Linked DNA regions of Homo sapiens: region 2 is linked to region 1. A link is a contact called in ENCODE Hi-C or POLR2A ChIA-PET data. All regions are on one chromosome and are shown on one strand. The core of a region is the stretch at or near the end of the contact, and the rest is flanking DNA. Distances in the headings are between cores, read along the strand shown.

What was found. Hi-C counts contacts between places; a loop is a spot of excess contacts on that map. ChIA-PET counts read pairs that join two places held with the same protein, here RNA polymerase II (POLR2A). Pooled maps may share reads with other maps.
Region 2: a loop to region 1 is called in a map of naive thymus-derived CD4-positive, alpha-beta T cell, with 4 times the contacts of the local background. The contact joins two enhancer-like sites. A Hi-C loop is called at or near these places in 3 of 168 maps with a recorded cell type or tissue (IMR-90, heart left ventricle and naive thymus-derived CD4-positive, alpha-beta T cell) and 4 of 50 pooled maps. POLR2A ChIA-PET finds 5 or more read pairs at or near these places in 3 of 52 experiments (A673, PC-9 and naive thymus-derived CD4-positive, alpha-beta T cell).

The regions. Positions count from the first base shown.
Region 1 is chrX:45,132,301-45,136,534 of GRCh38, forward strand. No RefSeq gene overlaps it. Among named protein-coding and RNA genes, the nearest start is that of DIPK2B, 66 kb to the right of the region's middle. Within about 2 kb of position 2,076, at least 5 of the 41 ENCODE cell types and tissues checked have a DNase peak (open chromatin) inside an H3K27ac peak, as active enhancers do.
Region 2 is chrX:45,076,666-45,080,899 of GRCh38, forward strand. KDM6A (lysine demethylase 6A) reads left to right here. Exons shown (of 30, transcript NM_001291415.2): 19 at 32-161; 20 at 1,735-1,840; 21 at 2,481-2,686. Among named protein-coding and RNA genes, the nearest start is that of DIPK2B, 120 kb to the right of the region's middle. Within about 2 kb of position 1,251, at least 2 of the 41 ENCODE cell types and tissues checked have a DNase peak (open chromatin) inside an H3K27ac peak, as active enhancers do.

The sequences.
Region 1 (4,234 bases), core at 826-3,325:
CATCCATGAAGACGTTCTGTCTTAGTCCCTTTGTGTTGTTATAAAGGAATGCCTGAGGCTGGGTAATTTAGAAAGGAAAGAGGTCTATTTGGCTCACAGTTCCGTAGGCTGTACAAGAAGCATGGCACCAGCATCTGTATCTGGTGAGGGCCTCAGGAAGCTTCCACTCATGGTGGAAGGTTAAGGGGAACGAGAATCACATGGCAAAAGAGAGGGAGGAAGAAGTGAGAGAAGAAGGGAGGAGGTGCCAGGCTCTTTTTAACAACCAGCTCTTATGAGAACTAATAGAGTGAGAATTCATTCATTACCACAAGGATGGTACCAAGGCTTTCCTGAGGGATCCACCCCTATGACCCAAACACCTCCCACCAGGCCCTACCCCTAACACTAGTCATCAAATTTCGAGATTTGGAGGGGACAAATATCCAAACTATATTAGGTTGGTTGAAACTCCACCCATGGTGTCCAAGTCATTGACACTAGACTTGTCAGGCTACAGGCTGAAGAAACTCAGCCAAGCACAAAATTTTAATTAAAAATTAAAAATTTGAGCCCAATCACAGCTCCCATTGCCATCGCGTTTTACCGCCACAAGACCCAGATGCCTTTCGACTGTTAGAAGAACTGGACAGCTTACTTGATTGGGACAAATCAGGACAGCTTCTTTGACACTCTAAATTTATCTATGAGCTGGACCTCTGGACATGAGACCATGCCCCCAGTGTTCTGTTGCTCTTGATGGACTCAGACTTAACTGCCATGGTTTTCCCCCTGGAGAAATGGATTCGTCAGTAAAACAGCGGTGTGCATAAGTCACACAAAGACCTTTACAAGAACATTTGTAACAGCTCATTTTTTAAATTCTTTAAACATTTTTTTATTTTTAATTTTCGTGGGTAGATGTATATATTTGTGGAGTTCATGAGATATTTTGATACAGGCATACAATGCATAATAATCACATCAGGGTAAATGGGGTACCCATCACCTCAAGCATTTATCTTTTCTTTGTGTTACAAACAATCCAAGTTTGCTTTTAGTTATTTTAAAATGTACAGTAAATTATTGTTGACTATAGCTACCCTGCTGTGTTATCAATAGTAGGTCTTTCTCATTCTAACTGTATTTTGTACCCATTAAACATCCTCACTTCCCCTCCCCAAACCACTACCCTTCTCCACCTCTGGTAACCATCCTTCTACTCTCTGTCTCCACGAGTTCAATTGTTTTAATTTTTAGATCCCACAACTAAGTGAGAACATGCGATGTTTGTCTTTCTGTGCCTGGCTTATTTGACCTAGCATAATGACCTCCAGTTCCTCCCATGTTGTTGCAGATGACAGGATCTCATTCTTTTTGATGGCTGAATAGTACTCTGTTGTGTATATATGTACCACATTTTCTTTATCCATTTGTCTGTTGATTGATCAATAATAGGTCTAAACTGGGAACAACCCAAATGTTCTGGAATGGCTGAATAGATAAGCAATATCTGATATCTCCATACGACAGAATTCTACTCAGCAAGAAAAAGGAACAAAGTACAGATACTTTGTTTTGAGGATAAACCTCAAAAACATGCTAAGTGAAAGAAGCTAGATCCAAACGAGTACATACTGTATGATTCCATTTATGTGAAGTTCAAGAACAGGCAAAACTAATCCGTAGCACGAGAATCCAGAATTACTGTTACCTCTGTTGGAGATGAGAGGGGACACAGTATTGATTGGGAAGTTGCATGGAAGACATTTCTTGAGGAATGGAAATGTTCTATATCTTAATTATGTGTGTGTGCATGTGTGTATATATGTGTGTGTGTATATATATGTATATGTACGTGTGTGTGTATGAAAAATTCATCAGACTATATACTGAAGAAGTACACCTGTTATGGTGTCTAATTTATACCTCAATTAAAAGGAGAAGAAAAGAAAGAACAGGAGTAGGAAGTGGGAAATTAAGCCATCAATAAACCCAACAAAGCACAAAACAAGGCTAGCAGGATCTGCCATGCAGGCTTATCCTCTGCAGTGGGGAGACAGGCAGCTGTAGCGTGGCGCTCCTGTGAATGGAGCCAGTGTTCTGGGCTCAGAGGCCTTGCTTGGCCGCTTCCTGCTGGGGCCTGTTGCAGAGTTCACCCAAGGTTGGTGGGAGGTCGGCTTGACTTGATCTTGTGGCAGGATTGGCTCTAACAGGCCACAGGCTCCTCAGCCACCAGAAACGGTTATCAGACAGTCTTTCTGGGAAGACAGATAATTTTGTAAAAATTACAGGAGCTTTTGCCAACCGCATTTCGGCCTCTTAACTTTCTGGCAGCTGCTTCAGGAGCATCACAGAGCTGGCTGAAACAGTTTCCAGAGCACAACAGAGTGGGCATTAATCCCACAGATTTGCTGCCAAACAGGGAGGAAAAATGGCAACTTAAAAAAAGACAAAGAAATTAGTCGGAGGCTGAGATTGCTTTAATGAAGGGCCAGAATATCTCCCAAAACCACAGCTGAGTTCTGTATTGGGTGCAGTGTCCTATTCTCAGAGGACTTGGCTCTTCTGATTTTCTAAACCATAGATGAGGAAGAAATTATTGTGAACACAGCTCTCGATTTTTCTCCCCTCCCCTTTCCTCTATCCTGCCACATTCCTAGCTCCCACTAACACTGTTATGTTGCTTGGTTGCTCCGTCTACAGTGAGCTACATGTTCAATGAGCAGACATCATTTGTTCCCTTTCATTCAGCCTAGAGTTGTCCCTGCTTCTGTTTGATTCCTCCTGTTGGTCCTGATGGTGTGATGGCAAGTCGGATTTCTCTCTCCCTCTGTTTTTTCCTCCTTCTCTCCCATTTCATGCATTCAACATGTATTTTTCATGCATCTATCCATGAAAAGCTCTATTGTGGACATCTGTGTGGACAATTACTCTTAATAGAACAGTAAGCAAAAATTGTCCATATGCAACCTAAACAAAAATTACTTTATATATATCAGTCTTGCCCCCTCCTCCCTTTCTATGAATACGCGAAGGTGATATAAACTCTAGTTCCCCATACAAGTTGATATGGTTAGGCTGTGTCTCCACTCAAATTTCATCTTGAATTGTAGCTCCCATAATTTCCAAGTGTTGTGGGAGGGACCTGGTGGGAGATAATTGAATCATGGGGGCAGTTTCCCCCATACTGTTCTCATGGTAGTGAATAAATCTCATGAGATCTGATGATTTTATAAGGCGTTTCCCCTTTCATTTGGCTCTCATTCTCTTGTCTGCCACCATGTAAGACATGCCTTTTGCCTTCAGCCGTGATTGTGAGGCCTCTCCAGCCACGTGGAACTGTAAGTCCATTAAACCTCTTTTTCTTTATAAATTACCCAGTCTCAGGTATGTCTTTATCAGCAGAGTGAAAATGGACTAATAATACATAAGTCATGACTCTAAGAAGCAGCATACTATCAAATGGAAATCCAGGAAAAGCAAGCTGCAGATTTAAGACTGAAGCAAGTAAAACAAAACGAATGATCAATGTGAAAATCATTTTTTCCAGCTTTCATTGTTAGTTACCCAGTTTCTGAAATTTTTCTGAAACTTTGTGTTGTTGAGTTTTTTTTTAGTTCCTGGGACTTGAAAATAAATGTCAAAACTGGTTCAGACTTTTTTTTTCATATTTGGCCATTATGAAGGCATGCACAACAATTCTATCAGGTTTTATCTCAGTTTGAAAAAATAGTAATGTTGCTGCCTTAGATGAAGTCTGTCTCAATGTCAAGGCTAAGGCCTTGGTCAAGTCTTCATTGGCCAAACTGTCGCGGGTATGGCTGCTTTTTTCTCACCATGGAGAAATTCCCATGCTTCAAAAATGTCTTTATTTTTTTCGTAATAAAAGCAATACACCTGGATGATTTTCATTGTTTTCTTAGACCATGTTGACATTTTTATATAATAAACACATTAATATTATTAATATATAATAAACAAAAAATATTTTTTGGCTGGGTGCGGTGGCTCATGTCTGTAATCCCAGAACTTTGGGAGGTTGCAGCGGGAGGATCATGTGAGTCCAGAAGTACGAGACCAGACCAGTCAACAAAGCAATACCTTGTCTGTTCTCTTTCTCTCTCTCTCTCTATATATATATATATTTATATATATATTTTTATATATATTTATATATATTTACATATATTTATATATATATATTTTTATATATATTTATATATATTTATATATATATTTTATATATATTTAT
Region 2 (4,234 bases), core at 1-2,500, 56 kb before region 1:
CAACTGATTATCCCTTTTTTTTTTTTTCCAGGAATCTAGGTAAAAATGGCTTATCTAACAGTAGCATTTTGTTGGATAAATGTCCACCTCCAAGACCACCATCTTCACCATACCCTCCCTTGCCAAAGGACAAGTTGAATCCACCTACACCTAGTATTTACGTGAGTCTGAATTGACTGACTAGAAATAAAACAGTGTTTGCAACTACCTGTCTTTCATAAAATCTTTAAATTTACATGGATGCCCTTTAGGAAACATTACAATTATTGGCAGCAGATTAAATAGTTTGGGGGCGGGGGGGAAGATATATTCAAGAAGATTTTGTAATAGCATTTTTAAAGGACCTTCTCAGCTATTAACTGTGATGATATTAGAATCATGAGAAACATTTTTTATTGCCCTAATTTTGAGCAGCGTTAGGAAAAAGCTACCTAAAAGTGTAACTTTTTTTAGTAAACTGGGTTTTAAATCCACATTCTACTTAGTTATGTGGACCTTAACATTCATTCTGTTTTATACATCTACCCCCCCAAAAAAGATACTACCTTCAAAATAAGTGTTTGAGAACATAAGTGTGATAGTAGATATATGTGACTAAAAAAACTTAATAGGTTATTTAAAACATTTAAAACTAGATACTAGTTTTACTTTATAGAAATATAGGAATCTGATATAGGAAGTCATTAGCAGTTCAATCAAAACAATTCCTATTTCTGTTTCTTCCAAATAGATCTTCCTATCCTATTTCCTTTCATTTTCCTGCTTCTATCCCAAATTAAAATTTTGTAAGTATAAAGTTAGGGTAGTATATGTATAATGATCTTGCATCTATAAAATGGTACTAGAGTTTGTTTTATAGATTTAACCCCCTTGCCCTCTAGAGGCCAAATATTATCATATTAATTCTTCCTCCAACCAGTTGTTGTTTATCCCTTACTATGTAAGGGAAGCACTGGGATAGACATGTAAAAAAACTTGTAAAGTGAGCTCTGAGGAGAAAAAAAAATGCAAAATTAAGTTTTTATCTTTTATGGGTCCTCTTCAGTCTGCTTTCTTTGATAATATTTGTTTAGGCATAATTTTTTTTCTTTTCCTCTCTTATATTGTGATTTTTTAAAAACACATAGCATAAAATTTACCATCTTACCCATTTCTGAGTGTGCAGTTCAGTACTGTTAAGCATATTCACATTGGTGTCCAACCAATCTCCAGAACTTTCTCATCTTGACAAACTGAAACTACACACTGAACAACTACCCATTTCTCCCTCCTGCCAGCCCCTGGCAACTACCATTCTACTTTCTGTTTCTATAAATTTGACTATTCTAGATACCTCATGTAAGTGGAACCATACAATATTTGTCTTTTTGTGACTGGCTTATTTCACTTAACATAATGTCCTCAAGATTCATCCATGTTGCAGCATGTGTCAAGATTGTCTTTTCATTTTAAGACTGAATAATATTTAAAACACTTTGATTTTGAAGTTTAATTTCAGTTTCATTTCTCCTACATATTTTTGTCATGATAAAATGGAAAGGAGAAATGTATGTGGTTACTATCTGATTAAAACTAGAATCAAAAGTCACAGTGATAAGATACTGTCAAATAGAAATATCACCCCATAAAATGCGTTATTTAAATTGTGAAAAATAATGAATATTAATTTGGAGCATAATATTTAAATAAAAGCTCTGTTTTCCTGAGATCTAACCACATATTTTAATTTTACAGTTGGAAAATAAACGTGATGCTTTCTTTCCTCCATTACATCAATTTTGTACAAATCCGAACAACCCTGTTACAGTAATACGTGGCCTTGCTGGAGCTCTTAAGTTAGGTAAGCCTTAAATTAAAAAAGGAAAACGTTTGTCTCTTTGTTTTGCTATCTTTTAACTTTTCCAGCACTGGCAGATACTTTTCTTTTTTTTCTTTTTTCTTTTTTTTTCTTTTTTTGTATTTTAATTTTACTTTTTTTTAGTACTAAGAATGAGAGAGAGTGTGTGTATCACTTCTTTAATCCATGATGTGAATATATTGTTGGTGATACTGGTTACTGACAATTTGGTGGAGGTTTTTAAATTTAGCTATTACTTTGGTCCGTTTACATAATTGTGATTTAGGTTAATAGAAAAAATTTGATTATAAAATGTAGGTGAAATTTGATGCTACTAATAAATACTATAGCCCCATAAGTATTTCCTGGCATCTGCAGAAATTAAATAAATAAGTGAAATTTCAGTCCTTTCACACTTAATTCTTTCTCGGATGGGATGACATAGCAGTTAGATTCAGGGCTTCAGCGTATGGTTCTGCAAACTTGGCACATAGCTCAGGTTGTGCAGAGGCCCTAGTTTTTTATGGGAACTGGATACAGTGCCGTAAAATGCTTTACCTTCTTCCTTTAAAAAAAAAAAGCACTTAAAATATTATCCCAAATATAATTTTCATTTTTTAACTACATTTATGTATTCATGAAGACCTGGGACTTTTCTCTACTAAAACTTTGGTGGAAGCTAACAATGAACATATGGTAGAAGTGAGGACACAGTTGTTGCAGCCAGCAGATGAAAACTGGGATCCCACTGGAACAAAGAAAATCTGGCATTGTGAAAGTAATAGATCTCATACTACAATTGCTAAATATGCACAGTACCAGGCCTCCTCATTCCAGGAATCATTGAGAGTAAGTATTTGTATCCTAAAGATTATTTTAGGATTTTAAAGATGATTTTACTTTGGAGTTTTGAAAGGACACATTACTTTTATATGCATCTCATCATTTTATGTTACATAAAATACTTTGTAAGTGTTCTCCAGTTGTCTCGTATGTATATATGTATGTATGTATGTATGTATGTATGTATGTATGTATGTACGTACGTATGTGTATTTTGAGACGGAGTCTCCATCTGTCGCCTAGGCTAGAGCGCAGTGGCACGATCTTGGCTCACTGCACCCTCTGCCTCCCAGGTTCAAGCGATTCTCCTGTCTCAGACTCCTGAGTAGCTGGGATTACAGGCATGTGCTACCACGCCCAGCTAACTTTTTTGCATTTTTAGTAGAAACTGGGTTTCACCATGTTGGCCAGGCTGGTCTCGAACTCCTGACCTCAAGTGATCCGCCTACCTCGGCCTCCCAAAGTGCTGGGATTACAGGCGTGAGCCACCGCACCCACCCTCAGTTTGCTTTTAGTAAAATCTAAACAAATTGATGGATTCATGAAGTAAATAGCATCATGGGGAAATAGAATTACTGTCTAGTGAAATGTCTCATTTCTGGGATACTTTTTTTAGAGCAGGGTTTCTTAACTTCGATACTATTGACATTTTGGACTGGATAATTCTTTGTTGTGGGGGGACTGTCCTGCACCTTGCAGGGTATTTATTAGCATCTCTGGCTTCTCAAAAATATCTCCAGACATGTCATATACCCCCTGAAGGGCACATTCACTCCTGGTTGAGAACTACTGATTTAGAGGATAAACTAAGTCTCAAGTTTATTTTATGCTTGTAAAATCCGGTTTGGTCTTCTCATTTTTTTCTTTAGTGCTATCTCATAGACAACTCCTGCAGGAAACATTAGTGTTCTTCTTACCAATCTTAGGCTGTAAGAGAAATCTGAAGGAGGAAATTAAAAAACAAAAATGTAAAAATAATCAGGATTATTATTATTAAAAGACCCATATAGCCCTTTCAGCACTGAAGCATTACAAAAATCCTCTAGCACTATAATGAGAACTTTGTGAATTCTCTTACAAAGTGAACATAATACATCCAAACAAATGAGTTTATTAAACGTATTACTCAAATACTTGTCTGCACTAAGTTGTTTTTTCTTCAAATGTCCTACCACTGACAGTATGTGGCTGAAAGTCTTTAATTTGTGATTCATTAGATTTGCTTGTTGTCTTTGTTTAAAATTCTGCCAACTCATATTTTCAATCAAGATAGCATTTCTGCCTGTAAATTGTATATTTGTCTTCCTTTCCCCCTGCCGCTCCCTATATATTACAAAGAAATTCTTCTAATAAAAACTATCCTGTGACTTTACTGAGTTGCAGTGAATTCATTGTCCATATAACTCTGTAGTTCAGACTTTCAAGATACTTCAAGTACCTGGTAATATTATAGTCAGAAGAGAATAAATAGTAAGAAGGAGTCAAAGATCATCAAAGAAAAATTTGGAGGAAGAGTTGAAAAGCAAAGATAGTAAGAGGCAGTCTATTTAAATG